Regions from separate parts of the Mus musculus genome. Here region 2 is linked to region 1. Evidence: chromatin loops called from intact Hi-C (ENCODE). Cell type or tissue: left cerebral cortex. All regions are shown on one strand. Links, peaks and the distances in the headings refer to the core of each region. The heading gives the core; the rest is flanking DNA.

Region 1 (16,103 bases), core at 2,970-10,969:
CAACCTTTCCTTGGTTTCCAGGGACTGAACTCAGGCCACTGGGCTTCCATAGCAAGTGTCTTTACTAACAAAGTCATTTCACTTTCAGGCCCTAACTAAATCCTAGATCACCACCCATACTTTCATATTCGCTGAAGTCTACAACACCACCTCTGCGCTCCTTTAGTCTCCCAAGACCGTTTGCTGGTCTGGTAAGAATCTAACCTGATCCTCAGGACACACTGCATAGATTACTCAGTCCCGAGGTTCAAACGGAGTTGTGACAAAAATGAAATCAGGAGTGCATTATTCCCCTTCAACTCTGTCCTGCTAAAGAACAAGAGACTCCTATTTAGTTGTCCTCCAAAGCCATGTTACATTTTCAAAGTGATACAGAATGATTTCCAGTAAGCCATAATTTCAAAAACAATACATTTCCCCTCTAAAGGTGGGAGATATAATAATGACCAAGGGGGAGCAAGGCAAAGGGCAGTGCCAGTTTCTGCTTCCTCCAGCAGTGCTGCCCTTAGCACAGCATGAGGCTCTCCAGGAAACTACCTCAGAGTCAGTCTTTGCATCCTCCTCCTGTAGCCACATCCACAGGCTACTGTGTCACAAACATAGCCATATAAAACTATGTAATGTATACATTTATTGCTTTACATGTCTATATATTAAATAACATGGCTTCAATGACGTTCAGATGACTTAAACAACTACAAGGAAATCAGCATTATCTTCATCAAAGAGATTATTCAATTAATGTTTAAAAATTTGAAATATAGGGCTGGAGAGATGACTCAGAAGTTAAGAGCACTGACTGCTGTTCCAGAGGTCCTGAGTTCAATTCCCAGCAACCACATGATGGCTCACAACCATCTGTAGTGGTATCTGGTGCCCTCTTCTGGTGTGTCTGAAGACAGCTACAGTGTACTCATATACATAAAATAAGTAAGTCTTTAAAAAGAAATTGAAATATATAATAATGCATAGCTATGGTTTATCTTTTGATATAATGAAATGTTTTTCTCAATTCCTGGAATACGTTAAGATAAAAAATAATCATAGAAAAACATATTTATTCTAACAATAAAAGTGACCAAGAAATTATTTAACATGCAGCATATTTTAATTTATACAAGGAATATAAACAGATTTTAAAGTTCCTCACTTGTTTGGTCATATGATCCTTTAAAAGTTGTATTCCGGATCAGGGGCACAAGTCCCTTCCGGTCTGGCTAGCACCAGAGTAGCTAAGACGCGGAGTCAGCTGATAACCGCCAGCTACCCACAAGACATGCCACGGGATCTTAAGACCTCTGGCTAGTGGAACACAGTGTCTGCTCCAATCCAATCGCATGGATGCTCACAGTCAGCTATTGGATGGATCACAGGGCCCCCAATGGAGGAGCTAGAGAAAGTAACCAAGGAGCTAAAGGGATCTGCAACCCTATAGGGGGAACAACATTATGAACTAACCAGTACCCCGGAGCTCTTGACTCTAGCTGCATATGTATCAAAAGATGGCCTAGTCAGCCATCAGTGGAAAGAGAGGCCCATTGGACACGCAAACTTTATATGCCCCAGTACAGGGGAACGCCAGGGCCAAGAAGTGGGTGGGTAGGGGGATTGGGGGAGGGTATGGGTGACTTTTGGGATAGCATTGGAAATGTAAATGAGGAAAATACCTAATTTTTTAAAAAGGGGAAAAAAGGTGTATTCCACAAAACCTTGATTATAAAATCAAAACATTGTTTTTATGTTTCTTCATTAATTGCTACATGTTCGTAGATTCAAAAATAAATTCATAAAAAAGAAAAAATTCAGGTACTTTCACAATAATACAGTAACTTCATTTTTACTTAGTAGAAAAAGGTTTTACTGGTTGTGGGAATTTAAAAGAATTTTGTTAAGAGTTAAAGCTCACTCCTAGAATTCCTCAGGCCTGTGTCCATGGAAAGCCTGCCTTGGCTCTATGCTTGCTGTATTGCAGCTCCCAGAGTGTAAGAGCAGCAGATAACTCTACAGACACATTAGTCCATCCCACTCGGAGTCTTAGCTCCACACACTGCACTGCTTTGCTCTGACTGCAAACCCCAATCTTAAAACTCCAAAGAATGTAAATCCTTCCAAGGGTTTTATAAATGACACTTCTGCAGTCTGTTTCGAGCTAAACAACCTTAGACAAATCACTTAGGAAATGGAGCTTTTAAACAGATATCACTACAAACAGATTTTAAAGTTTCTACACAGCTATTAGTGAGAAACAGGAAACAGTAATGGCTGACTGTCCTTTCTGTAAACTCCTTAGCACTGGGGCTTTCAGCTTCAGAGTGCCTTTGATTTGGGGACTGCTTAAACAGCCCTCATGCGAAAATCTAAAGTATGAAATACTCCAAAATCTGATACTGGAAGATTAAAAGTATCCCACTTTCACTAAGACCCAGAGCGCCCATGGCGATTAGTGAGGAACTATGAGAAGTGGCCAGCAAAACTCCATGGTCCTGACAAGCATGCAGAGATACTAAGGAAAGCTTGAAATACTGGCTTCTAAGCTATTCTTCTGTGTGGCCCAACATGTTACACTCAGAGAAACCATTTTCAAATATAAAATTATCCTCCTAGATTCTAACCCATCCAGGTGTAAGAGTCTGTGGCTCAAAGTCCAAGTCTAGGGGAGATGAGCTGAGTGGAGTTTGGTTTCTAGTATCATGTGACACATGACTCTGCAGGACCTCTGTCCCTACCCCACTACAGGTACTTAAAGTGTCAGCATGTGAAGAAAACATTTGTTCTGACATGAAAAAGAAGAAAACTAGAGTTCGACGCAGAACCACTGATGAAAGAGTTCTCTTCCTATCTGCTGAATATCTTTAACTTACAAGTATCTGAGCCAAGCAGGCCCAGAGAAAACAGTCAAGAGCAACAATGATAGAAATTAACACCCAAATGAGACCAAGGAATCAAAGGCTCCATCGTTGGACTTAGGAGCTGAGTGAAGGCCAGAGTCGGGGCTTCAGGAAAGCCTGCTCTTCTGCAGGTGCTGTGCTACAACTCCACGCGGGCCATGTGCACATCTCACCTCCTGACAGGACTATGACTTTCCTGCAAGCACGGACTATTGTCTCATTGACATTTGCAGCCCCTGCTCCATCTAGCTCACATTCATTTAATATTAGGCAAATTAATTAAATATGATGCCTTCTCAAGAAAACTGGTGCTTATATTGACATTTGAGCAAAGCAATAGTTTGAGTTAAAGTCAAAATATTTATCATTAGGCAAGTTTGGTTTTTCTTTATTTTATCTTTCATTTTATTAAGATTATGTGTCCACATGGTTTAATCATCAAGTAACTCCAGAAGGCTTGTTTAAATACAGAGGACTAGTCTCTCCCCAGCCTCCCACCATTTACCTCCCTTCCCAGAGGAAAACATTTTTAGTTCCATCAGATCTTTCTAGAATATGCTTCCATACTTTCAAATGCCTATACTGACAGTTTTTAATATAAAGTTTGAGTCATATTCCATGTATAACAGTGAGACTTGGGCTCTGTCTGGATCCAACTTATTCTGTGGTAATTTAGGTTGAGCTCTTATTATATAATTACAACCATATAAACAGTTCCGAGCTCAGCCACATCATGGGCTCTTCTCACCACAGCTTTGGTTTACCTGAGTGAATATGTGTCTGGGATCAGGTTTTGTTCCTTTGTGTTTTCCTAGCTTAGTTTTCTAGGTGTGTAAGAGGAATTCTACACCAATGTCATCTTTACTACATAAGATCTCATGACTTCTGCTGTGACCCCTTGACATTTTAAGAAAAAAAAAAAAAGAATGTTGAAACTGTTCTAACAATGTTTCATTTACCAACCTGTGTTTTACTCAACAGGAGGCTGCCTGAGGTTCTATATCCATTCCATATATCACAATGTTACAGGACATTCCACTGATGAGGTAAGGTGAAAAAATGTAAAAGCTAACAGAGAGACACAGAGCACCTGAAATCCTGGCATCAGACAGCTGTAATAAAAGGGTCACACACTTAAGACTCCATCTCCAGAAAGGAAACAGAGAGCATGCTGACAAGCGATGCTAATGAGATACAGTGAAGGGGCAAAGGGCATGATGTGTGATAACAGACCTCAGCATGCCACCTCCAGTTTCCTTAGCTATAAACAGGAAGTGCTGGAAATATCACAGGTGGATTTCTGACCTCTCTCAGAGAACAACGTTAGAATAGTAAGGCTTACATAGAAACCTTATCTAGGCACACGCCCACCAAGAGAGGGTGCAGAATGATGGAAGGCCTGCAAGTTCCTGAGTAACACAGAGGGAATCAGAAGGGCAAACTTCTGGATTCTTTGGGAAGTCAGTTATGTCAAATGTTTTCCTGGGACACACAGTGAAAGGATGTATTGCTAAAGCAGGCATGTAAAAAAATGTTTCCCTAAAGCAGACACAGGTGAAAGGATGTTTTGCTAAAGCAGGACACAGGAAAGGACACGTGCTGTTTTGAACGAATTTAAATATGACCCACAGACACTGGGAGCTGGAGCACTGGTTTGCTTTGCTCCGCTTTGCTGATCTTCACTGACTACACGCATGTATTGGTTCGCCTTCCATTGCATGGTTGAGTTTTGTCTGTAGTGACGCTATAGAGAGAAACTTCTCATCCTGTGGCTTATTGCCGATTCTGTCGAGGACTCAAGCCAGTTGGCGAGCCTCACTGTTTCTTCTGGATTGAACTGCCCTTGCTGATTAATGCATGGTGCCTGCCTAGTGGACTGGACTGCAGCTGCTGATTCATGGTTGGTGTTTACCAGTGGACTGAACTGAAAACAATGAACATTGGAATCTCCCCAAAGAACTATTTCTAAACAGGTCCACTTCTGCTCTCCCCATCCTAATAACCTTTCTTTTCCACTACCTCTGGTGGATGGTGGGCTAGAGGGGAGGTTGAACCCTTATTAAAGTAGGTTGTGAAAAATATATGCTTATAGAAATTTTGAGATGGTACTTAGAAGTCAGATGTTAGAAACATTCAGATCATAAAGTTTCCTAAAAACAGAAAGTTTAGATGATAATAATCACTATCATTAACTGATAATAATCACTATCATTAACTGATAATAATCACTATCATTAACTGAAGACTTACTATTTAATAGGGAATTAGTCAGGTCCTGTCAGGAATACATTTAGCTCACCAATGGGCAACTGAGGCATTAATCTATGCCCACAGGTACCACTTGGCAAAGCCAAGATTCAACCTAAGAATTCTAATAATGCCTATGATGATCAGTTGAATATATTAGAATGTATACTGGGAAGGTAGCTGAGAGTTTTGCATCTGGATCCACAGGCTGCAGGAAGAGAATGCCACCCTGGGTGTGGCTTGAGCATCTGAGTCATCCCCAGTGACACACTTTCCCCAACAAGGCCACGCGTAATAAGGCCATACCTCCTAATAGTCTCACTCCTTATGGGCTGGGGGGAAGGGTGCAGGAGAGTATAGGGGAGCCATTTTTATTCAAACTCCCAAACCTGTCTTCTGTAAAACATACTAGAAGCCTATATAGTTGGTAGGAAAGCCAACAAAGTCTGACCAGGATACATTGCTGAAATAATAGGACACTGAATTTCAAAGAAATTCTACTGCTATAAATTAAAATTACACTAAACAATAAAAAAACTAAATAAAATAAAAATATGATAGGTAATATTCAGAACCCACATATTTCCAAGCAGTTAGAGCTCATAAGGAAAGCATTCACATACACCCTGCAACCTGACAGATTTCTGCTGCTACTGGCTATTCAGATATCCACAGAATTTCAATTTGAGGAGAAAAAAAAATGTAAATACAGCTTTCCAAGCACGTAAGAAAACTGACCCAAGAGAACATCGTGTATAAAGCAAGTCTATTTAAATTCCTAATATTCAATATCACATTTTAGATCAGAGATTCAGAATGTGCTTCTTTCTCTGTACAAGATCTCCAATTCAATACAGAAAAGGAAAGGAAAGGAAAGGAAAGGAAAGGAAAGGAAAGGAAAGGAAAGGAAAAGAAAAGAAAAGAAAAGAAAAGAAAAGAAAAGAAAAGAAAAGAAAAGACAAAACCATAAATATAAAGGCACAATTAAGGAAAGAAAAAGCAAAAAATTAACAGGTTAAAAAAATGATATATGTCTGGGTCTGGGTGTTGGGCTCTCCTTTGTGCAGAATGTGTTTTGAGGAAGGTTTCTGTCCTTGCATCTCCTGAGGATAAACAGCGAGTGGACCATCATCACAACACCACTGAGCGTCTCCAGAAAGGGTCCAACATTAGTATGAGCCTACTTCAGGCATCTAATGGTGTGGAGGTGAGCGCCTGTGTAGAAAAGCAGCAGACAGTGGTCCACACATGAACACACAGTGATCACAGGCCGGCCTCCCATCCCTCCAACTCACATTGCCCTATAGAGTAGCTACACCATGGGGATCAGAATTGATCTAGAAATCAACTATGAAAAACATCCACCCATCAAACACATTTTAAAACCTAAACATGTAACACTGGCATCCCCTTCTGGCAGAAATGTGAAAAGGGCAGAAGACAATAAGCCATGCCAGGGAATGTCACCTTTACAGAAAAAATGTAGTCTTCTGTGACTACATTTCACCCAGATAACTACTCCAATCTACCTCACAAAACAAGAAATGACTTTACTCAGTGTCTTAAAAGTACTGCTGATCTCAAGAAGGCCATCAAAGAAAACTAAATTTTGTTCATGGAAATTAAAGCCAGAGGCTAAATGACCACTAGATGGCACCAAGCAATGGCCAGGACAGGGACAAATTTGTTTCTGAGACACTGAATTCCCAGCTAGTAACCTACCAGTTGGTTCCTAGCATGTTCTTGTACTTCTCACAGCTGAGAACTGTGGGTTCTCATGGCTGCCTACTGCAGACTGTGTTGCACAGGTACTAAGCCTTTAAAATATGTCGAAAGCAACAGAAATGATTGTCTAAAATAACAGATAACTAAAATAAACATAGCTACTTATTGTCTTCAAGAATCAGATTGGGGATTTTTCCTGAAAGGCAAAAGGAAAGGATCACATATAAAAATATAAAAAACAGAAGTCAAGATCAGAAGATATGTGAACAGCCACACAGTAAGTGTCCTGGGGTTGGGGAAGGCAGGGAACACCAGTATAAACTCTAAATCTCCAGAGCTACAGGAAGACAAAGCTCCTAGCACAGCATGAAAAGAACAATGGGACAAAGGAGGCTGAGGAGGATACTACCAGCTATGGTTAAATTAAGGGGATTAAATCCCTTAGAGCTTTCAGAGGGGAAGCTTTGGAACAATGTTCCTGGTCTACAAAGTGAGTTCCAGGACAGCCAAGGCTATACAGAGAAACCCTGTCTTGAAAAACCAAAAAAAAAAAAAAAAAAAGTTTTGATATAAGCTGGGTGGAAGTGGTGCACACTGATAGTCCCAGCACTCAGCAAGCAGAGGCAGATGGAATCACTGTGAGTTCAAGGACAGCTTGGTCTAGAGCAAGTTCCAGGACAGCCAGAGCTACACAAAGAAACCCTGTCTCAAAAAAGCAAACAAAGAATTTAACATGCTAATAAGCTCACCTTGATAAGAGACGTCTCAGTGGATGAGAGCTGAGGTCCTGCCTTTCTAAGACTTGCTTTATTTTCTTAAGTACTCTATAACCTCTTAGTTTTCTTTGACATACACTAACTTTACTTATTTGTAGTACACAATGCTAGTCATGGTTATGCCAATTTGACAGACACAACCACTAATGAATAAGTGTTCATTATTTCTCTCTGTTGGTAACATTTAAAATGCCGGAAACTAGATATTCTGTAATACTCTCAATTAACTGTTGTTAACCACGGATATTCCCGTGTTACAGAAAATAGAATGATTCTATGTGATAGCATCTATGCTGCCTGATAACACTCATCTCTTCGGATCCCTGATGTGGCCCCAAGAGAGCCGCCACACTGTAAAGTACAATGTGCTGGAAAAGGCCTCACTCAAGTTACATGAGAAAGGGCCAGGGATTGAACATGACTGCATGTGAGTATCCACAGCAGCAAGCAATTTAAAGCTTGCTTATTTCCAGAAGTGCATATCTACTACTTTCAGACCAGTACTGATCATAACTGAAGCAATTAAAAATTGAAAATACAGATTTGGGAAGCACCACTCACACATGCTATCACTCGGCATGCTCCCCAAATCGTTCACACATCTGAATCTTACAATGTGATCAAGCTGCAGTAAAGTTCTAAAATACACAAAGTCTTTTCAAGACTCAAAAACAGCCCTTTAGGGCTGGAGAGATGGCTCAGCGGTTAAAAGCACCAACTGAGTTCAATTCCCAGCAACCACATGGTGGCTCACAACCATCTGTAATGAGATCTGACGCCCTCTTCTGGTGTGCATGAAGATAGAGACCGTGTACTCATATACATTAAATAAATAAATTAAAAAAAAAAAACAGCCCTTTAATTAAAAAACAGTAACTAACCTGCAGAGATTGTACTACTAATTTTAAATTTAGAATAATGAGAAATAATTTTACTAATGATTATTAAGATTTAATATTTATTCTACAGGGTAAGCTGTAACTATTTAAGGTTCTCATAAAAATTATTCAAAATATTCTCTTAACTATTAAATATATTTAACATTTACACATTAGTAAAAAAATTATAAAAACTAACATACTACAATCATGATGTTCCAGTAGTGGGTAATTAGGGAAATGACTTATATTATTAAAGATCTATTTGGTAGTTAAGAACCACCTTCCCTGTTTTAAAAGAATGAAATTTTAATTTTTTAAAAAGTAAGGCTTTATAAATCTTTATATTGCTTATTACCTTAATATTTACAAGTGCTCATATATAGGTATTCAAAGCAACTCCAGAAAGTGTATGCATGCAAATAAATTGGTTTTGCAGGATGGGTCAGACTATAAGCTCAGCGGAGTGGCCTGGCAAATGCAGCCTTACAGTTAGCTTGGGTCTGAGAACTATGCTCGGGAATGTTTACCTTACTGGTATTTCATTGTTTCTAAATTACAGAAACAAATCTAAATTTCCAAGTATTTCTCTACAACAGAAAATGTGACACTTGTAAAACACTATCCATGGAACTCTCTAAAGAGAGTAAAGGCGGTATCTCACAAGCATGTTCTGGAACATAAAGAGAGTAAAGGTGGTATCTCACAAGCATGTTCTGGAACATATTTGTAAAACAGACCAGGTTTTTACTACTGGACTAAAAATAAAGAACTCTATGTATGTGCGGGTGTGTGTTTGTGTGTGTATGCCTGCGTGTACATGCGTACACACATCTATGTGTGTGATGTGTCTGGTATGTATGGTATGATGTGTATGTATATACGTGTGTGTATATATGTGTGTGAATATATATATATACCCACAAAATATTCAACTTCTTAGTTATATAAAGATTAAAAAATTACGTAACTGTACATTCTTAATTTTACAAATTGTTAACGCTTGAGACATGTATTTTAAGATGGAGTGGACCTTAACTCAAATTAGATATTGGTCAGTCACTCCCACACGCTTTGTACCACCATTGCCCTAGCATTTCTTGCAAGCAGGACACCACTGTATCTGGGCTGGTGTTTACATTTCTCCTTTGGTAGCTCTCGAAGTACCTTCCTGTACCAAGAACACTAGCCCATAGCGGGCAAAGGCTCTATGGAAGCACCAGCTCAACTTCTTTTTTTTTGTTTTGTTTTTGTTTTTGTTTTTCGAGACAGGGTTTCTCTGTGTGTAGCCCTGGCTGTCCTGGAACTCACTCCATAGACCAGGCTGGCCTCAAACTCAGAAATCTGCCTGCCTCTGCCTCCCAAGTGCTGGAATTAAAGGCGTGTGCCACTGCTGCCTGGCTACCAGCTCAACTTCTTTACGTTCAGTGAGTTGTATGGGTCTTGTCATCAGCAACAGAGGCCTTGCCACCAACAGCCCAGATTTTTTTAACTTCTGATTACTACTCCATTTTCTTTATCTATTTTCTGTTGAGAGATATGTAGGTTATTTCCAATATCTGGCTATTATGACTAAAGCAGCATTGAACATGATTAAGCAAGTGTCTCTGTGGTAGGATAAAGTGTCCTTTGTGTTTACACCCAAGAGTAGTACAGCTGCATCTACTCGTAGGTCAGTCCCCACCTTCCTGAGGAGTTTGCACCCTGGTTCCCATGGTGGCTGTACAAGTTTGCACTCCCACAAGCAGTGGCTGAGCATCCTCAGGGCCCCACATCCTTCCTAGTCAGCAAATCTGCCACTTAAGTTTATTCTTGGGCACGCTGGTGAGTAGAAGATGAAATCTGAAGGTAGTTTTCATTTCCGTTCCCTTGATTAAGGATACTGAATTTTTCTTTAAGTTTTATCAGCCACTTGAGTTTCCTCCTTCGAGAATTCTCTGCTTAGATCTGGACTTCACTTTTTTACTTAGGTTGTTTTCTTGATATCCAGTGTTAAGATTCTTTATAAATTTGGATATTGCAGTTTTTACTTTTACCTTCACCTAACACTTCCCATTCTTATTTCCAAGCACTTTTCGTCAGAAAGTAAGATTTGCAGGCAAATCGGCAACTGAGACATAGCTGTTCGCTGATGTCAGAGAAGCAGCAGGAAGTTAGGCTGCACAAACACGTGTGTATGGCTCTGAGATGCACACTAGACTGATCCTTCAGTCTAGTGTGCATCTAGTTTATCCTTCTAGTCTAGTTTATCCTTCCCGGATAAACCGTTCAGTCAGAACGATGCTGAATAGACATCTTTAGTGTCTGGTTAAAAAAAAAAAGCAGGAGCAGGGGCAAGAACTCCAGCCCTGAACAGATGGTAGGTTAGAATAAAATGAATCTTAAAAACATACACATACTACACAAAGACACTAATACCAGTTATTACATGCTGTGACAGCTTTACAGAGTCTTCATTAAAGGACCTCAGAACTTATTATATGAATTAAGTTATCTTACAATATCTTTTCTAGAGAAAACAAATTTAGCACTGTCTCTTAAGAGTTATTCACCTAGGAGAGTTGGAATAGTAATTCAAGTACCCATGAGAACTAAACTGAGTGAAGGTTGGATCCATAGGGGAAAATCATACACATTTACTTAACACAAGTTCCATACACTATAATAACCTTTTAACAATATTTTAGTTTTTGAGAATTCTATATATGCATAAAATATACTTTGATCATATCAATATCCAACTCTTACATCCGATCCTAATGTTCCTCTCCCTCCCCACCGCCTCTCTCTGTCCTGACTCTAATTTGTGCTGTCAATATACTCATGGGGGCGGGATGCGTGCACTGGAGCGTGGTCAGCCTCTCTGCTTCGGTCTCTGCACCAGTATGGACTTTATATGGTGAGAACTAAATGGGCCACTACATTGCTACTAAATGTGGAAATTTAATGTTATCCATAGCTTTGTAACAAATGACATCCTTACGCATTAACAGAATCTGAATATCCTTAGAATGGAATCAAATCCTTCTGACTTCGTCTCACAGAAGCCTACTCTTATTATAAGGCAGTAACCCAGTAACCTAACTGAAAAAACTTCATGTCAATAAATGCTTACATTGAAGTGTGTGCGTGTGAGGGTATGTGTAATGTATCTATGTATTACATTATCTCCACGGATTCTGAAAATGAAAACATGGTTAACAGTTAACATTAAGTACACAGAAAACCGAAACCCAAATATGAATAATATTACTATCTAAATTATATGAATATAGAAAATGAAGAGCAGAGAGATTAACTGCTCAGATTTTCATGAACAAAGCCAACTAAGCCAGAATATAAGGCCAAATGTACACAAACCCCAAACTAGAATATATGCTGCCTACAGCAGGAACTATCAATTCGAACTGCAATTTACTTGCACACGCCTACCTATAATTTATCATGAACAGTGACTTAAAACATGCATATAACTCATAAAGCAATTCCAAGGACTTCCATCTTCTGAGCCTACACTGAGCTTCCACGGCTAAGGAGAGTGCCCAGAGCCAGGCTCCAGCAAACCGCCTACTCAGAGGGACAGCTCAGCCTTTCCTTGTGCCTTTGCATCCAGCCTCAGAATTTCCTTTATATGTTAAGATAATGTCGCTACGTTAACTTATTACAACAGTTTTTAAATGCTGCAATCTCACTTTTATTTTTAGGCAGCCTTGATCTTGGTTTAACATTCTATGAGTTGTTCTAAATAATCTTCCACTGGAAATATAAAATAGTAATTGCAGCCTAGAGAGATGGCTCAGTGGTTAGGAGTATTGGCTGCTTTTCCAGAGGACCCAGGTTCAACTCCCAGCATCTATATGTTGGTGAGTTAAGTATTAACTCCAGTATCAGGGTATCCCATGGCCTCTTCAAGTCCTCACAGCTACTGTATGCACATGATACACAGATATATACTCAGACAAACATGCATACATTCAAATTAAATCTCCCCAAAAATTTAATGAATAAATAAAATAGAAATCCTGAATGTCTTCGATCAATCAGCCTTATCATCACTAAAATAATCCAATCACCCAGAAGAATTAAGGTGAGCAATATTTCTGAAGTACCAATCAGTATCAAGAAATAATAAGCCCCTACCTACCCATTTTTCGGAATTAATCCTTACAACCACTATATGGGTTGTTGTAATATTATTGTTCCCATCTTATAAATATGGAAGTAGAGACAGGAGCTTACATCCTGATAAATATGCATCATTCAGGTAACAGAGTCTAAGTTTGAACTCAAACGCAGCTCTAAAGCCTACTCAGCTAGGGCCTGGAGCACCCTGCTCTGCTGCTCTCTGCAGACAGCACATACTTACTCCCTTTTCTTGGCTAACAGCAATCTCTCAGCATTCCTCTCTACTCGGGATCCCTGAAGCAAGAAAGATGGAGGATCTTGGTAGGAAAGGATTCGTGCACTACACATACAGAACGAGAGAGAGAGCACTATGCAGAGAGGAAAGCAGAACACTTCAGTCCTGCACTCAAACGTACGCACAAGAAATCGATGAGACCTGATACATCAGGTACAAAACTATCTTCCACGTGTGTTCCTGTCCCAGATGGTGAGGCAGCCATCTCAGGTGGGGAGAACTACTTAATTCTGTGCATGAAATGAAATGTTATATCAATCAGATGAATTTTCCCTAGGTCTCTTAACTTTTAATCCTTTAAATGTCCCAAATTTGAGATGACATAGTAATTTTTAAAACTTGCTTTCTACCATCTAAAAACTTTCAGGAGAAGCTATGCAATGACCTTGATGATCAGCATGCCGTTCATTACAGACTGATAAACATTTGGGAAAGTCCTCGCTGTGATGACTGATTGCGTTTCTCCTTGCTTCACTTACCTCAAACTAAATTGCCTGTCATTAAAATGATGACTTCTGTCAATGTGGCTTCCTAATCCTTCCCAGGTCCTTTCTAGCAATGACAACCTTAGAATAATATATTGTAAGTCTTTACGGATCAATAATGCTTAGAATAAAACACAGCCATCTACCACCAGGATTTTTCCCCCTACTTATAATCATCTTTGACAAGCTAAGTAGCAGTAAAATTTCTCACTAAGGAGGAAAAAAAAAAAGACATCTAACAAGCCGAATACAACACTGTAAACAGCACATGCCAATCTAAACAAGTTAAGAATTTTGAGTGAAGCTTAATGTTAGCAAAATGCTTTTATCCTGAAGTAGTTAATGACTAAGATGTCATTTGCAGACTGCTCAAGAAAAAAAAAATATTACTCAGAACCTCAGACATTTTGAAATGATTTATGGGATGTTATTTATGTAAAAAGACTTTTCTACAATGTCAGAAACAGAAAGCTTTCATTTACAAGCTCCACAAGCCAATGTGCATACCCTAGGATTTTTTTTTTTTCTGGCACAGGCAATTAGAAAAGACTTTTTTCTCATTTAATCCGTATTTAGATTGTACCTTAGACATATTTATGTAAGAATGTCATTATGCTTGCTTTAAAACACTACAATTTAGATATTTTCATTTAAATCAACATTACTAGACTAAATGCCACCAAGTGAATGAAGTCACCGAGACACCGAGTCCTTCACAATTGACTGTGCCTCTTCACTGAAAGAACAGCATTAAGCAGGACTTTCCTAAATCTGAGCATCTCATCCCTGGGGAAGCGAGACTCACCTGAAACTCTTGCCAGGACTAATTTACGGGGATCTCCTTCAGCTAGCAAGCAGCTCTCCAAAGTCTTCCCAAACCATCCCAAACACGGGATGAAAAAGAAATAATCTGTTTTTACTACTAGATACATGGGAAACAAAAACAAGACTTGGTTGGACTTATAGACTTAATTCCCACAGCCTTGTTAGTTTACACTCCAGTGGGGGAAGGGCAGCACTCTTGAGAGGCATCAGCACTGAAGACAGAGAGGAAACTGCACTGAAAAGAGGAAGAAAAAGTCTCAGTTGAAACAGGAGGGACCAAGTCCCCAGAAGAATGTCACTTAAAAAAATAATAATAGGGGTGAAGAGATGGCTCAGCAGTTAAGAGCACTGACTGCTCTTCCAGTGGTCCTGAGTTTAATTCCCAGCAACCACATGTTGGCTCACAACCACTGGTAATGAGATCTGACGCCCTCTTCTGGTGTGTCTGATGACAGCCACAGTGCACTCATAAATTAAATGAATAAATAAATCTTATATTTTTGGTTGTGACCCTAACCTTTAACGGCTGAGCCATTTCTCCAACCCAAATAAATAAATCTTTTTAAAAAAAAATAATAATCAATAATCTGTTAATAGTTTGGCCACTAAAAAAAAAAAGAGTATAAGTTCTGTTGGAGTTAGTTGTAAGAATTCATAATCAGCACAACGAAAGCTAAAGAAATCAAGAAAAAATTAATTCTTCTGCCCACAAACAAAAACAAGTCACCATGGGGCAAAAAACACAGCAGAGTACACCATAAAATTCTTTGGCAGCCTGGCAGTGGTAGTGCAGGCTTTAGTCCCAGCACTTGGAAGGCAGAGGCGGGAGGATCTCTTTGAGTTCAAGGCCAGCCTCGTCCACAGAGTTACAGCTCAGCCATACTGAGACCTTGTTTTGGGAGGGTGGGGAGACATCTGCAGCAATGTGTGACATCATCAGCCAGCATCTACTAATGCCTTAAAACTATGACAAAGGAAAAGGGAACAGTAGTGGGAGCCGAGAGGAACTGCTGAGTCACTCTGCCTCAGGTTCATAGGATTTGCAGACAGGAGCTGCTGGTGTGAGGGGGGCTGTGGACAGTCGGGAACTCAGAGTGGGCAGCACTGCAGTGGAGACAGAACATACAGAGGCACTGCTCTCACTTCAGGCTAACATACTCAGCCCTCCAAAACCACCAACGGCTACCACTTTAAATAAAATGTAAAATTAACTGAGGTTGCATATTTAAAGTGAATCCTGATTTTAAAACTTAATAATGAGAATAAAATGAAAGTTGCATAACATGCAACTCACTATTGATACCATTCATACTGGCAAAACCAGGAAACCATGAACATGACAGGTGGGGAGTTGGTGGAGAGGGGGTAGTGAGAGGTGGGGAGTTGGTGGAGAGAGGATAGTGAGAGGTGGGGAGTTGGTGGAGAGGGGGTAGTGAGAGGTGGGGAGTTGGTGGAGAGAGGATAGTGAGAGGTGGGGAGTTGGTGGAGAGGGGGTAGTGAGAGGTGGGGAGTTGGTGGAGAGGGGGTAGTGAGAGGTGGGGAGTTGGTGGAGAGAGGGTAGTGAGAGGTGGGGAGTTGGTGGAGAGGGGGTATTGAGAGGTGGGGAGTTGGTGGAGAGGGGGTAGTGAGAGGTGGGGAGTTGGTGGAGAGGGGGGTAGTGAGAGGGTGGAAGGGGTTGAAGGGAAGGGAGGAAAAGATTTAAATACAATTTTAAAATATAAAAATTATTAAAATTGTAGATGTTACTCAGGATGATAAGCTATTCTTAGCAGTTAACTTGACTACATATGAAATTAACTAAAACCCAACTGGCTGGGTAAACCTGTGGAGATTTTTTTCTTAATTAAATCATTGCAAGT
Region 2 (16,103 bases), core at 3,851-11,850, 410 kb before region 1:
TTCATAGGAGGAACTCAGTTCTATCTCTTCATACCATCCTCACATTCAAGAAGGTACACTTAGCATTTCAGGACTTGAGGGATTTAACCAGCTCCAGCACGGTTGGTTGTCCAGAGTCTGATGCTCACAACCTGTAGCCCCATCTCCACTATATATCAACTAAACATCAACTCACATGTCATCTGTGTTTCGGAAACTCAGTATTAAAACCCTTTCAAATGGGAATATTCTTCAAAAGCAATAAAATTGATCATAACAAGAAATGATAATGGTTAGGTTTACAATCTAGGATACATTTATTGGACAGTTTCATCTAAAAGTCAAATTGTTACTTTTATAATTCAGGTATATGGATAAAATCAAGTTTTTCTTCTCAGATTTCTGTTCTCATAATAATAATGAAGCCTTTTTGACTGTGTACTCATCTAACATCTTTTTATTATGCCTTTCCAACACAATTGCTAGATTATGAAATATGCACACATGTACCTGCGTAGTGTGTGTCTAGTAAATTGTATGCTTTCTGTATAAATCTCGGGGATGAAAATTAGGAGTAAATAGAAATAGAAATTCTGATGTTATCTTATCTATATACCATCTAATATGGATCATCTGCAAGACTCCTCAAGGGACACACCTCCAGAGTGGGTATTGGTTTTTTTTTGTTTTTTTTTTTTTTCCTCCACATTGTAGCCACACACAGTTTCTTACTGCCACCCAATTCTGTATAAGCTTAGACTCAGTGCACTTCCCCGGGTCCTCACTATTATAACACTGCTGTATCAGCATTGTTCTTTAGACAATATAGTTCAATATGGTCATAGGCAAAAGAGTCAATATGAATGAAAAAGCACAAAGCAATGGACTGCTAAGCTATGTGTTCAGGGATTCAAGGCTATCAAGACATTAGATTAGGGTACATAGGAGGGCCCATAAAAAAGGAAGGGTTAGTGTTTCTCTTTAAGATGGAGACAAGTGGGTTTGAATGCAGAAGTATAAAGGGAACAAAGGCTGAGAAGGAGAAATAAGTGTGGCAAAAATTGTAGGGAGAACAAGGCCAACCCAACTGAAAGGCCCAATCCATGCCAGCCAGGAAGAACTTGGCCTCATTTCTCAGGGGCCACTAACATAATTCAGTATGGTTTCCTTCTAAACTCAGGCACCCCAGAGCTGGGTGTTGTCCACTCAGGCTTCATCTGTTGAGGCAACACACAAAACTCTACAGTTCTCCGGTGGTGGCAGCTCTCTGTAAACTGCATTCGATAGATTTCGGGCCTCTCGCTGGCTTTCAGGTCCTTCCGTACATAGTCGTCCATCCTAGGCTTTCTCTAGGCCAGGCTACATTGAGTAGTGGTGGTAGAGGAGACTCTTTGCTACAGTAAGCAACTTCTGTTTTCAAGCTCTGTGTTCATCCTAAACTATGAACTGTCTTCTCGCGTGCAGTTTTCGTTTAAAAAGTGGGGTAGTGGCTGAGATGAAAACAAGACTGCTCTGATACTTCTAGTTCTTGAGAACCTTCCCACTGCCGTGAGTGGGGAAGAGGAAAGATCACAGGGAACCAAGGGAGCTTGGGTGGTAGATGCTGTGGGAGGAAGCAAGCTCTAATGGAGTTAAAATTAATTGGCATGTGTGTGGTAAGAGGAAGACATGGAGGAACAGATGTTGAGGCAATTGCCAGAGCACAGGGATGAATTGCCTGTCTTTCTGCCAGGGCTCAATGCAAACTCCTGCGAGAAATGGTTTTGCTACCTCAAGGTCTTAACGGAACATTAGTCAGGGCTGCGGAGATGGGACTTTGGCCAAGGAGATGTCACTCTAAACCAGATTTCAGGAAGGCAATGACTGTGCAGGGCTCTGCTCCTCCATCAGACCAGCCGTTTCCAGATTCATTCTGGGTGCCCTTGCAACTGTCACGAAGGCTAAACCTGAGATCATGCAGGATGTAAAACAGATACTGCATCTCCTGACTGAATTCAGATACACCGCAAGGCCTGGGTATATGTGTAGCTCTGTTGATCAGAGCAATATTGCCTGTTGAAGCATAGGGCTTTTGTGCATGATCCCATATATCCATCCACCCAGCATTCAAGTGCTGAGTTTGGGACTATATTCCTGTGCACAGTACTCCCTGTGCTGGAGTGCAAGAGCATCCCTTGTCTACTGTGAGGAAGCATTCTTTGACAATAAAAACCAGATTCCTATTAGCAAAAGGCAGGAAGTGAGAGGTGGAAGTTCCCGGAGAGAGATAGGGACTCTGGGAGGTAGATTCAGAGGTGGGAAGATTCACCCTGGACTCCGAGGAAGTCAGACTCATGAAACCAAGGAGAGGTAACTAGCCTTGTGATGGACATAGAATAGTTAAAGTGGGTTAAATGAGTGATTAGCTTTTTGGGGAACAAGCTTAGCATAAGGCTATGAGCATTGTTAATAAAAATAAACCTCTGAGTTGTTGTTTGGGAACTGGGGCATGAGTGGGAAACCCCATTGCTACACTGGAGTCTGATCAATATGCAAATCAGATGGTATTTACCCTCATCAAGCCAGTAGTCCAGTATCTTTGGAGATTGACAAACAATGGGTATAATAAATCAACTATGTATTTTTCTGGGAGGGTTGCATCCTGATTCTAAGAAAAAGTGTGCTGGTGTAAAGGCGACAGGAGAGTGAAGGACGAGGTAAAATAGGTTAGGGTGAATCTCATCATTCAAGGCAGCGGCGATCATGTGAATTCCTTGGGAAGAGAATTCAAGATGGTGGGAATAGCCAGTGAAAAAAAGCAGAACTGAGAATTTCCTTCACAGACTGAGTGACTGAGTGACTTTGAAGCAAAGTCACTTTTCATTCTTACCCTCAGCCAGAACCAGGAGCTCCATGAACCAAATTCCTCTAGTTAAAAAACACGTTTGCCGAGAGTTTCCTAGGCTCTGGAATGCCAGGTAATTGCCAATGAGGTGTCAGTGGAAGACAAAGCTGTCTTTTTCTCCTATTGAATTGGTAGTCCTCAACCAATCGTGCTTAGAGACTAGAGATAACCCAGGACTGCTGCTCTCATTAGGGAAAGACCAGGAAAGACTCCCTTGGCCTCCTCTGCTCTTGGTATGATGGATCCAGAGGAAGAGAGCACAGCATCTGCATTAGCCACTTAGGAGTGCGAAATCAGGAATAGCATTTCCGATTTGGTCTTTACCACCAAAGCCTCCCCACACTGGTGGTGGCTTGCAGTTCTAACCTCGTCCTTTCCAGAGCTAGAAATAAGGTTTGCAATGCAAAAAAGAAAAGGCTAAGTTTCTGGGAGCACTGTTCCACTTAAGGTCTCCAGATAGTAGCGGCAGCAGAGGTGATAAGACAAAGATGGTTCGCCGACCATCCTTCAACACATGATGAGAACCAGTCAACATCCTGGCAGTCCAGGCTGGAGTCGGAGGGGGGAGGGCATTCACAAAAGCCTTAAAAAAAAAAATAGCCTTGTCTCTCATCACCATGGCAACCCACCTCTTATAAAGGCAAGAAACAAAATGTGTGAATCCTGTGATAGCTCCTTGACCTCCAGGCCTCTTTTACTATTGTCTCATTCTGCACTTTTGAAGCACATATGCTACATACATTGTGTATTTCAGAGAAGTATTCCTTTGGAGAGGTATGGGAGTTGCGGAGAACTTCTATAGGGCTGGCTACATACAAATCAGAGACATCATGCTTATAGCTATAGCTTATAGCTTATAGCTAGCCAGTCCAGGCTCTTCCAACCAGGGAAGATGTCAGGGTTCCAGCCGAGATTAAATGGGAAAAGTGACTAAAATGTTCTTGTTACATCTGAGTTTACTCTAGCCGTATTTGATGTCTTATCTTTTATGTTTTCGTTACCGTGTTTAATTCATACCATAAATGAATACGTGCATCTAAAAGGAGTAACATACGCATTCTACCTCTTGATAGAAATGGTAGAAATGACTGATGGCTCTGATTTATTCCCTAGAATGGCCTGAAATGGAGGACAAGAGCTGAGAACACTGTGACTAGACATAAACCAAGCATGCAGCAAAGTTAGTAGGTTATAAATCAGAAACAAGTAGCCTCTTTGGGAATCAAGGGATTGAACCTGTGTCCCAGTTGAGGAACTGAGGAAACAGGGAAGAGAGATGCCCTTTGCCCTCAGAGAGGATCCAATACACTGAGCTATAGGAATCAGGAGTGGACTGAGCAGGGAGGGAAAGGGCTTAGAGAGCCCTTTTTCTACCACATGGAAGACCTTTTCATCTGTAGAGAAGGAAACCAATCGCAGGCGTTATTCTTGCAAGTTTATTCAGTTTTCTGCCTTAACTGTGTTTTTGCTTATTCTCGTTACTTCCAATGTTGAAGCGTCTTTCAGAAGGAGAGAGAGGTAAACGTGGCTTACACGTGTAATTTCCCTTTCCTTTCAATATAAATTGCACATTTTCGTGCAAGAGATAACTTGTTCAAAGCCATCACAGGAGGAGAGAACTTCAGTCCAGTCAGAATACATTTGCCAAGGGAGAGTCTTCAGGAAGTTAAGCTCCGCACAAGAGCATGTTACACAGCAGTGGATGCAGTCACCTGTGAACATTCTAGAAACGAGAATGCAATCCATGAAGAAGAGCATCCTGGCCCCTTATTAATTCTTATAGAGTTAGACGGCCTATTTTCATCTTTTATTTCAGTAGCATTCTCGGCAGAAAAATGACTGAGCTAAGAAAAATAAATAGACCAGAATTTAAAGCAACTCTTTATTTTCTGTAAGTCTTCTGTGGGTCCTGACGGATATTTCCATAAAGAGACTATCACGTGTTCGTAGGGATAGAAATCTTTATGTAACCTCTTTATGCAAAAGTTTTCACACTCCCCTTCTAAAGATTTTTATTTGTATTCACAAACAATGTGAAATGTACTATATCATGAAGCATTTGGGGGATTTGTTTAAGATATGCGAAGTATTTTTTGCTTGGATCTCAAAGAAATTCAAAGTAATAGATGAAGAAGAGAATATCAGGCAAACACTGTCACTTGCTTCTTCGGGTCAAAGTGCAAACTTGTAAGCTCACGATTGTGTGTGTGTGTGAGTGTGTGTGTGTGTGAGTGTGTATGAGTATATGTGTATGAGTGTGTGTGTGAATGTACATATGATTGTGTGAGTGTGTGTGTATGAGTGCATGTATGACTGTGCGTGTGTGTGTGTGTGTGTGTGTGTGTGTGGTGTATGCATGGGCATACACATCTGCTAAAAGCAGGATACATTTTAGAGTAACGTTTCTTTCTCCTAAAATTTAGCTTAAAAACAAATCTAAGGAGAGGTGCTAAGTCGAGTCATTTTATCTTAGTGACAGCACTAAGTTTGATAAGGGTACAACGTTTTAGGACACAAGTGTCACTTACTAAAGAATTCTCCTAATGTGGTCTTGCTCTTAGAAGTCAAGCCATTAAAGTGAAGTGTAACGTACTAGCCATGCGTCGGCCGGCATCACAAAGCTTTCTGATTTACCGTAGTCAAGTAGGAAGCACAGAGTGCTAAGGAGCAGTGGAACTTCTGTGCTCTATTGCCTTTGAAATCCGTTTACCTTTCCAAACTCCTACAGTAAAAGTCTGTCCTGCAGGACTCAGTCTAGAGCCCATTACTCTGCCCAAAAGGTATCAGGAGAGTCAGTGCTGGAGTCATGGGGCACAGTGACCAGGTCTGAGACCCCAGCTGGATGCTGCGGAGCATTAGTCTGAACAGATCCTTAGGAAAGTTGAGAGAGCGTTCACCAGCTGCTGCCCAGGAGTTAATTAAGCTCCTCAACAATTACTTTTCAGAGGTGAGTAAGGGACTTGCATTTAAAACTCAGGAGGCTTTCCTTAAAAAATAAAAAAAGAAAGAAAGAAATCAGAAGCTCTGCTCTCCCTACCCAGTGAGCCCAGCTGGTATTGCAGCTCATGTGGTCCCATGTGGAAACATTTGGATGGAAGGGAATAGCCCAGATTCTTGAGAGAGCATTGGTCATGGTCTATCCTCTCAGTCCCCAGGGTTTCTTACATCTTGCATGTCTCACTCAGCATCTTGACATCTCTAGGATTTAAGATGACCCAAGCCACTACGTTGGGCAGGGACAGATGAAGTGGTTTAAGCAGCTGAAATGACAGGAAGTATCTCAGTGCCGTTCAGCTGGCAGAACTGTCTGTGGTCTCTCCGTTGCCTTGAAACCTTCCCTGTTTCTTTTGCGATGAGTCTGGTGCTCTTAGTCCCAGAGGATCCTGCTTGCTTCTGTATTATTGTGCTCTCCAGGTTGTAATAGAACACTCTCTTCATATGCTCGATACACAAAGGGATGTATAAATTAATAGGATGACAAGTACTCTTTGACAGGCCCGGAAAGAATATTGTGATAAGCATATCTTCCAAAGACGTGGAAAGAGGCTAGAGGGAGGGAGGGAGGGAGGGAGGGAGGGAGGGAGAGAGAGAGAGAGAGAGAGAGAGAGAGAGAGAGAGACGAGATACGAACCAGAGCTGAGGAGCAGCTGGGCTGGTTAAATGGTTCCTAACACCCACAAAGCCCAAAGCCCAGGCCTCATCTCTGGCATTGCATCAGCTTGGAATATTGCTGCACAGCCATTATCCCAGCACTAGGCAAATGGAGACAGGAAGGTCCAAAGTTCAAGGTCATCCTCACCCACCTAGTGAATTTGAGGTTAGCCTGGAATACATGAGACCCTATGACAAATTAAAAAGGAAATCCCGAATGAAAAGAACCGCAGTAGCAAAATTATAGTTACGATGTAGCAACGGTCTAATTTTAGAGATGAGGGTCACCACAACAAGGGGAAGTGTGTTAAACTGTTGCAGCATTGGGAAGGTTAGGAACCACTGCTCTAGAGTCTGCCAGCCTCAGTTTCCAATTCCTTTGCTACTTCTGACAGCCTTCTGGAGTAGATTTGGACTACAGTGATGCTCCCAGAGTGACCACTGGCCAACAGGGCTTCATGAAGTTCTTCTCAGATCAGTCAAGAAACAGACATAGAAATGACATCATGGTGTCACTTAGAAACTGTCATGGTGTCTAGGCGGAGGGATCTTATCTGTACTTGTCAAGACCAATGCTAAGGGTATAGTTCCCTGACATAGACCTACACTCCTTGAGATTTTATGGGCACCAAATACAATTCCAAGTCTCACTGCTTGTGAAGTTCCTTCTAGCCATAACCACACAAGCCCTGTCTCCCCCACCACAGCTAGGAATTGCTTAGCCTGTAATCCTGAGCAAATGGTTTCTAACCATAGAGTGTTTTCTAGAAGGTGTCATGTTCTGTTTGTTTGTTTATTTGTTTGTTTGTTTTACCAAAATGTAGAGCTGTACAAGGGAAGTTATTTGCTTCTAATTAACAGACTCCTCAAAAATCATCCGGGGCTTTACCTGTGGCCTCCGGACAAGCCAGAGGGTGCTCACATTAACCCTTAGGCTATAAAGTTGGGCACAGGATACCCATTTTTGTAAAATACATTAGATGGAAAATATTGCTTTTCTGGGTCCCAAACAGCCTATGAAGTTCCCGACTACCAAATTCATAAGCCGTGTCTCAATCTTTATAAAATTCCTCTTGGTGTCTTTTATTGTTTGTAGCTGAATAGGGTGGAGTGATGTATCTTAAGGGCTATTAGCTGAGAAGCAATAGAGTCAGGGCATGTCCTGACTCTATTACCTGCCCATCAACCATAATGGCACAAAGTCCCATTGGCTGCATTCTTATATAGGTAGATCGCAAAGCACACACAACTCTTTTCATATGAATTTCAAAGTTAGGAATCGTCAGGTTCTCAACAAACCCCTCAAGTTCACACCCACAACGAATGCCAGGCCTCTTCCCACCAGCTTTTGGAGTGAGTGAAGATTTGTGAGTTTTTGTTTGAGTTAAAAAAAAAAAATCTCACTATGGAGCCCAGGCTGGCTTTAACTCACCACACATGTTTCTACTTGCCCCTAAGCGCTGGGTTACAGGCATGAGGTTCAATGCTTGGCTTTCCGTAGCTTTCAACTCACTTGAATCATAAATTTCACACGTGTCTACTTATGGTCCCCTGTTAGATAGCAAGTCCTGGTTGAGCCTCATATTGTTTGTAGTCTCCCTGAGATCTGAGAACACATGTACCCAGTGGGGTATGTGTGAGACCCTTGCATTCATACAGACTTACCAGCATCAGGCAGGGTATCTTTTCATTTCTTGTTGCAGCTGAGGCAGATGGCCTCCAACACTTAGAATAAATGTATTCGTTTACAGTTAGTTCTGGAGGTCAGACGTCTAAACAGACTTCACAGAGCTACCATGAAGCTGTTGACAGGGTCCTCCTTTCTAGGCTTCCAGAGTAAAACATTTCCTGGCCTTTCCCCTGTCTGGAGGCTGCTCATATGGCCTGACTTGTGGCCCTTTCTCTCTACCCTCAAAGCCAGTCACCATGCAGAACTCGGATCCTGTCTTCTAATTGTCTTTAAAAATCTTGCACTAGATTGGCCCTTCCTGAATTGATCCACAGGAAGTCATCTGATTAGCCAGATACAAACAGAATTCCTTGCCATGGTGCACAATGTATTCATGGGTTTCAGGTGTGAATTTGTGGGCATCTTGGGAAAGGCATTATCCCTGCCTAACACGCCCGAGACAGAGAGGAAAGGACAGGAAAGTGGGTAGGAACTTGGTAAAATTCACAGAAAAACATAACTCAACAAGGCACCTATTACCACTGCCTAGTGTCTGAGAGCTTATGAGATAGGTAGTCTAGACTCAGGGCCATTTGCATATTTTGTGTACACAGTAAGTCCTCAAACTGGTAAGGTCTGTACTCATCCTCTTTTCAGATTGGAAGAAAGCAGGAAAAGGAAGTTGTATGACTTGTCTGAAATCCACACACATACAGACAGACCTTCCCCAGCCATTAATCCCCTCGCAACTAATCCCCATTCTCTCTGTTGTCTGGCCTCATACAGCTGTACATTTCTGTAGCCTTCTTTCCCCCTGTAACTCCCAGACCTGCTTAACTCTACATGGAGAGGTGGGGGTAAAAGCGATACTTGGCAAAACCCTCCAGCAGGTAGCTCTTAGGGGATTTGTTTTTCTTCTTATTCTTGTTGTTCAAGAAGACAGACGATAATTAAAATGTCAGAGCCCTTCATGCTTCCTTGATCAAGATAACTACTTTCCCACAGGTGATCGAAAAGAAGGAAAATGTCTACTGTGGGAGGAGGTCAGAAATGATTCTACAACTGAATGAAGCTGGGAAAACTGAGCGCCCTGAGCTCAAGGGACAGAGACTGCAAGCTCCAGCTGATCCAGGACAAGTGCTCTCCCATGAGGTCTTCAAGAGGCCCCATCCCCAGAGCCCCATCTGTAGGAGCTCCACAGGAGCTGATTCCCAGAGGGCCTGTCCAACAGCTTGCTAATTCCACCCAATCTCTTCAATTCCGCTAATTCCCAGTTTCAGAAACAGAGGCAGCAGCTGTCAGGATCAGCAGCTGTGTTCTTTGCCTCTGTAGCTCTACCTGTCCCTTCTCCTCTTCAAGCTAACGAAGTGGATCACACACAACTAGAGGGAAAAGAGTAAGCGCTTTGGATACAAAAATAAAGAAGTACTATAGAGTTACAGCACCACACAGTTATCAGGCCTACTGAAGAGGACAAGGGGAGCATTAACCTCCATGTCCTGGATGTCAGTTAAGCAATCTCCCCAACACCTATGTGCTCTCTTGGTTAAGGAGTCAATTTTTAATTGTTCCAGTCTACTGTTGACTGGCTCACAGTTCCATTGTGTATGTGGCAGCACCTGGCCTGTCTGTCCTATATCTGATCAAGAGATGACACGTCTCGCTGTTGGGAACAAGTTGCTATCAAATTTCCATATATATTTTTTTTTTCAAAAAATCACTTTCTCGTTTTGGTTCTTGCATGTCTATGTACCACATGTGTGTCTGCTACCACAGAGGCCAGAGAGAGTGTCAGATCCCCTAAACCTAGAGTGGCAGGCAGTTGTGAGCTACCAAATGAGTGCTAGGAACCAAACCTAAGTGCAAACAGTGCTCTTAACCACTCTAACTAGGCATCTCTTCTGCCCTCACACTTTCAATTTCTGTCTTTATTTCAATGGCAATGTAAAACTCCTTTAGAGGCATCATGGGGAAACTCTGGTTTATGAGACGTGAGCCTCGCAGATTTGCAAAGGAAGAACAGCAAATGTGGGGCTTACGGTGGTTCTGACGGATAAGGAAGGGTGGGAGGTTGTGTTGGACCACTAGGCTGCCTCAGTATTTGTCTTTGAATGAAATGGGGCAATCCCTGTGAAATGAGAGAGAGAGAGAGAGAGAGAGAGAGAGAGAGAGGAGTGTTAGAATTCATCCAGGTATTGTTTGTGTGCCCGGAATGGAGGTACCCAGACTATTTAACCACTGGTGTAATCCAGGCAAACAGATCACAGGGGTTCCAACCTGGACACAAGAGTGCCCAACACTACAAGGCTGGCAAGAGATCCAAAGTCAGATGGAAGACAGACAGTGTTCATGAGAAACTGTGATGCTTAGTATATGCTTGGCCCACGGAGTGGCACTATTTGAAGGTGTGGCCCTGTTGGAGTAGGTGTGTCACCATGGGCATGGGCTATAAGGTCCTTATCCTAGCTGCCTGGAAGCCAGTATTCTGCTAGCAGCCTTCAGATGAAGATGTAGAACTCTCACTCAGCTCCTCCTGCACCATGCCTGCCTGGATGCTGGCATGTTCCCACCTTAATGATACTGGACTGAATTTCTGAACCTGCACACCAGCCCCAATTAAATATTGTCCTTATAAGAGTTGCCTTGGTCATGGTGTCTGTTCACAGCAGTAAAACCCTAACTTAGACAGGGGTGATGGACAGATGTCATGGTCTTGAGCCTTGTGTGATGGGAAAGAGGAAGTTGTTATTTTGGAGAGCACAGCACGTGAGGAGGGATATTTGATAATGGAATATCAAAGATTTAATTTTCAACATAGTGAGTCTGTAATCTCCAATAGAACTCCAAAGGGATGTGAGAGATGTTGGATGTACAAATTTTGGACCAGGAGGGAGATGTCTGCGCTGGAATGTGAATGGGAAGGAAGCCAATATTTAATGCTATGGGGTTCGTGGAGGCAGCAAGGTAATAAAGTCAGAGAGATAGGTGCTCTGAAAAGAAGAGGTGGGGAAAGGAACAACTAGAGAGGGGGTGGGGGCGAGTCAAATGGGGCTCAGGGCAGTGCAGTCCCCTCACAGCTAAGGGGAAGAGGCTTGAGCGGAGGACTTGGATAAGTTTCCACTCTCTGCTTTCTGTATCTGCTAAACGGGAATATTAATGCCCACATGATGTTACTATGGGATTATAAATGAGTTAATCCGTCTAAGAAGTATGTACTAAATGCAGTCTCTGTGCCAGGGACTTGAATTAGAGTAACAGAGAACTCCCCAGCTCAATGAGGAGATTACATATTTGTAAAACACCTAGCCTCACGCTTGACCCCAGAAGTCCTCAATATGGAGCTCTTTGCTCCGCGTAGTAATTGCCTCTGTGAGGCCTATGTGGATTCGCACTCTTCCTTGGCTTCTTGAGACCAATTAAAATTACTTACTGCTCATTAGTCAGAACGGGTAAGCGAGGGAATCTACTTTCTCCAGTTTTTTCAACCATGAGTTTATTGCTATGATACTTCACAGAATGTGTGGATTCCCTTTTTCATATGGGGAACAAAAAAAAATAAAAATAAAAACTCACTTTGGCACTTAAGGACAAGTGTTACCTGGGCTGACCTGAGGAGGCCTTCAGGACACGAGACAGGGAAGTTGCTAGCTCATACAAACCAGGTGCACACAGCTCAGCTTCAACTCGCTCAGCTTCAACTCGCCACCTCCCACATTTAGAAGGCGAGGTAATGAAGCAAGAAACCAATTTCAAAGAGCATGGGGAGGCTTACGGCAGGGCAGCCAGGGACACAGGGACCAGGGCCTGCTCTCTCCCGCTGTGTCATCTGTGGTCTGGGGAAGGAAGCATGGAGATGTTCGTCACATCTACCGTCTTCGGAATACACACGCGGCTTTTCGTCAGTGAGAGTTACAACTTTTATTTTCCCACAAGCCAAGGGTCTCTTCCTTCACTTAGTTTTCTCAGTCTTTCAGAAGCCTGGGGGTCTGGAAGGATGCCTCCTCTTCTTTCCTTCTCCACCCTCTCCCTATAGTGTCTTACAGGCTGCAGCTGACACCAGGCGCCACAGGCAATGTAACCAAGGTAACTCCAAGCCCCAGAGCCCAGTTGAACCTCCCTGGGGGATAGCTGGGAGGCCACAGGCTGCAAGCAGTCAAGGTTGAATAAATGCCCAGCTGCCTTCTCTCTCCCTTGCCATTGCTCTTCCCATCTGAACTGCTGCTGAGGGACGCTCCTTGGAGCCAACTGTTTTCTCTACAGCCCTGGGTGACATTGCACAGGCCATCCAGATTCTCTTACAACGCCTTTGTTTTGATCTGCGCAGCTCTGTGGAGCGTCTTTGGGGCCTTGTCATGTTAACAAAAACAAATGTAATAATATGCACTTAAAAAGGCTCACCCGTTTTGATATTTTAATAAGCTCTTGATTCTATAGGGACCTCTGGAGCTTTTAAAAGTTTAAAGTTAATAAAGAAAGTAAAAGAAAAAAATATGAATTGTTTTTAATTATTATGGTGCAGGATTAACCAGGCCAGTTGTGTATAATTAGACAGTAGCTACCTTGCATAGTAGAGGCAGTAAATAGGCCCAGAGGGGAGCTGCCAGAAGGCTGAGGTGTTTACAAGGCACTAGAGATGTCTTCACCAAGCACATAATTCCCATTGCAGTTACTATTGCTTTTATAATGGATGTGTTCATTACAACCAGAGACACATATGCACATCCATCATCTACCCTGCGCATAGGACTCTGAAGTGCAGGATGGCAGGGAAGGGTGTGTGCTAGACGTTGGTGGGGAAATTATTAGGAGAGGCCATTAGTGTGCAGGTTCGGGTGGTTTTATTTTCGTTGCCTTCAACTGAGAGGAATTTTAAGAGGCTAAAAAAAAATTGCCAAAGGAGTGATAATTAAGATATTGCTAAGACAATTGATTTTGTTTTCTTGAGTGTGCATTTAAAATCGCCCCAGCGATGCTAGTGTCTAAAGCAAAGGGGCCAGCGTTGTAGGGCCTTATTGTGAACTATTCCTGTGTCCATAGAAAACTGACTCCTTAATTCAACAGTTTTGGTTGTTAGCATATATATTTCAGGCATTGTCTCGGGTATAAGAATTAAAATAATGACTCAAGAAAGAATAGCTATTTTTCTTTTCCAGGATTCTATACAGGCCATGCTTCCAAATCTACCAGAGAGTGGTCAAAACTCACTGGCTCCCTCCCTAGACTTGATGATCTGGGGTAGTATCTCCAGGGGGGTAGCCTGGCACTCTAGGGGGGTAGCCTGGGCATATAATTTGGGGAACTTGTTTGGGCTATTCTGGTAGATTCTGACTCTGGGGAGCAGAGTGATAATTAAAAAATGAAATGTGTCGAGTGCCAAAAAAACAAGGGTCTTCCGTGAGCTTCCCACCCTCTACTCTTGTAAGCAGATGAAAATGCCCTTTCTGGATTTCCGTCTTAACAGGCAGAGTTCCCAGGAAGCAGTCTCTGAGGAGGAAGGGTATAAAGGCATGGTCTCAGGACAGATAAAGCGTAGCTGGGGATAAAACGAATCAGCCGTCGCCCATTTCCAGGAAAGCAACCTTGTCCAGCTTTAGCATTATTTCTAGGGAGTCAATGACTGACAGTTAGGGGTTGTCGCCTCCAGAACAAAGGCCTCTCTCCAACAGGGCCATCCAACACTACACATCATAGCATCCTACATAGATTTAAAATGTAGGTTAGGAGTACTCCACAAGATAAGAAGCTATTCATTGTTTTGCCTTAGTCCATAAATAAGTGTGCTTTTGACAAGAACTTTTGGATGTTATTCATTTTTGTTATAAGAATCATCTGGTAACGATTATCTGTCACACCATGAGTTCCAGTGCTGGTTGGACTGCCCCAAATCCTGTTCTTCTCCCAAGCCTCCTAGTCTGTCCTCTAAACCTCCACAGGGGCTGAGAAGTCACATTCCAGGGAAAGAATCCATTAGTTTTGGTACCAAACTGACAGGTTCCACTTACCATTGACTTCGACCCCTATAAAAAAGAGACCATTCTCCAATCTGCATTTGCTGAATATTTTTCTTGACCTTCCCACTCAAGGGTGAGATGCTTTATGCTGCACTCAGACAAAGAGCATCAACCCTGTATCTCTCTGTTCCTGCATCCAGAAATAGGGGAGTTAATCGAAGCAGCTTGCGTGGTTCCTCTGGCTCTAGGGCTCTATGATGCCTCAAGTCTGAAATTTTGGATGAGGAGAAGCAGACATCCTTGTGATTAAAACCAGGCAAGGCAGGGAGACGTCTAAATAAAAGGCTAGCCTGCTAGAATACAAGTGTTATATAGCCCTGCTAATGCACTATGCCGTTGGAAGGAGACATTTGTTCCTTCATCTTCCTCATCTATCCTTGTGGAGACTCTGTAGGGTAGGGAAAGTCAAAGGCTGTAGCTAAAGGTATTAGTAACAGGGGAAAAAGGATTAACAATTGAGTAACACATTCGGGGTCCTCTGAATTGTGTTGGACAAGCAAACAACATTTCATCCTCAAAGTGTCTTTTCCGCCCCCCTCACGTTCCTCTCTCTTTCAATCAGAAACTTAGGATAAGAAATATCAATTATATTTCCCAATTTCTGTTTATTCAAAAAACAATCTCTTATTAAGCTGCTCCATCCTTAGGCATGCGCAAGAATATTTCAAAACATGAAATATTCCAGGAAAGCTAGAACTCTCTGTTCTGGGAATTGCAAGAGCAAATGAGTTTACCAGGAAATCGTAGGCTAAGCGTGGGTACAGTTGGGCAAACACTCGGACACTGGGTGCTGGTTGTCAGCTCGGTTAACAAGTGAGCAAGGCGTCTTCGGTGTACTCACTAGGAAAACAGTTGTTAAGACTTTGATCGTCAATCATGCTCCATTGGGTTGGCCAAACATATATTTTGCACAAATACACATCTGCATAGCGCATTCACAATATTCCTCTCTCTTCCCCTTGGAACTGGAGATGAGACTTTTGGGACAATCTGTCAGGCATGGCAATCAGGTGACTGTTGAAACCTAAAAGGAGACTTAGGAAATGGAATGGCCTCAAGGATCTGGGTACCAGAAAGAAATCTATGATGAAGCAATTTACCAACAACAAAAAAGGAAGGTCAGCCTTTGTTGCATTGTATAGACAGTGGTACACACACACACATACATACACATACACACACACACACACACACACTTATCCCCATGACATAACTGGAGGCATAGTAGAAAGAATTTAAAGAGAAAAACTTGAGAGAGGTAGTAGAGAAGACCCAAAACTTCCCTATTCCCTGGGGAAGGTGAACACTTCTAAGGCATTTAAAAATTGAGGTTGAATTAAACTCCAGGAAATATCTCCTATTGTTGGTAACAATTCCACACTGGCCTACTGGGACAGAGCACATCTTCTTACAAGACATTTTCATTTCTAATTTCTTTAACTCCATGGAAAATCCATCTTGAATTCCCTACAAATCTCTGCGGTGTTTACTAAGTGAAATAACTTAGTGCCCTCAACAGCCTTCACCAACTCACTACCCACTGGTTCCTCCAAATCAATAATAAACACATTAAATACTATTGGTCCCCAAACAGACCCCAAATGCGCCGTGCTATTAACCTCTCTCTATTGCAGGAGACCAACGGACACAGTTTCTTGCTGCTTAGCTGGTTTCATTTAAAAAAAAAAAAATTGCAGCTGACGGCTGCTCTCGCCCAGTTTGAGAAGACAGCCTCCATGTCTGTTCTTTCCTCATCTGCTCTACTTGGCCATCAGGGTGCAGGGCCTAGGGTGATGCCAGCTCCTTTGATGTGGGATGTCTTAGGTTGAGCAGGGGTAGAAAAGTCTATAGAACCACTTAACTGTTCTTGCTGCAAAGCCATTTGCGGTACCATTTTTTAGTTCATTGA

The links. A loop is a pair of places that touch in the nucleus more often than their neighbours do. Peaks named below come from ENCODE experiments on the same cell type or tissue, not always from the same donor. Only the 100,000 strongest peaks of a DNase experiment are listed, where the experiment ranks them.
Region 2: it touches region 1 in a loop (1.9-fold over the local background); 2 of 42 quality-filtered maps call a loop at or near these places.

The regions. Positions count from the first base shown.
Region 1 is chr17:63,407,620-63,423,722 of GRCm38, forward strand. All of the region lies in intron 4 of Fbxl17 (F-box and leucine-rich repeat protein 17), which reads right to left. Among named protein-coding and RNA genes, the nearest start is that of Fbxl17, 85 kb to the right of the region's middle. In left cerebral cortex, for the core only: a CTCF peak has its summit at 6,755 (motif pointing right); a DNase peak (open chromatin) is centred at 6,749.
Region 2 is chr17:62,996,136-63,012,238 of GRCm38, forward strand. No RefSeq gene overlaps it. Among named protein-coding and RNA genes, the nearest start is that of Gm34230, 22 kb to the right of the region's middle. In left cerebral cortex, for the core only: no CTCF peak of the experiment used is centred there; a DNase peak (open chromatin) is centred at 7,900.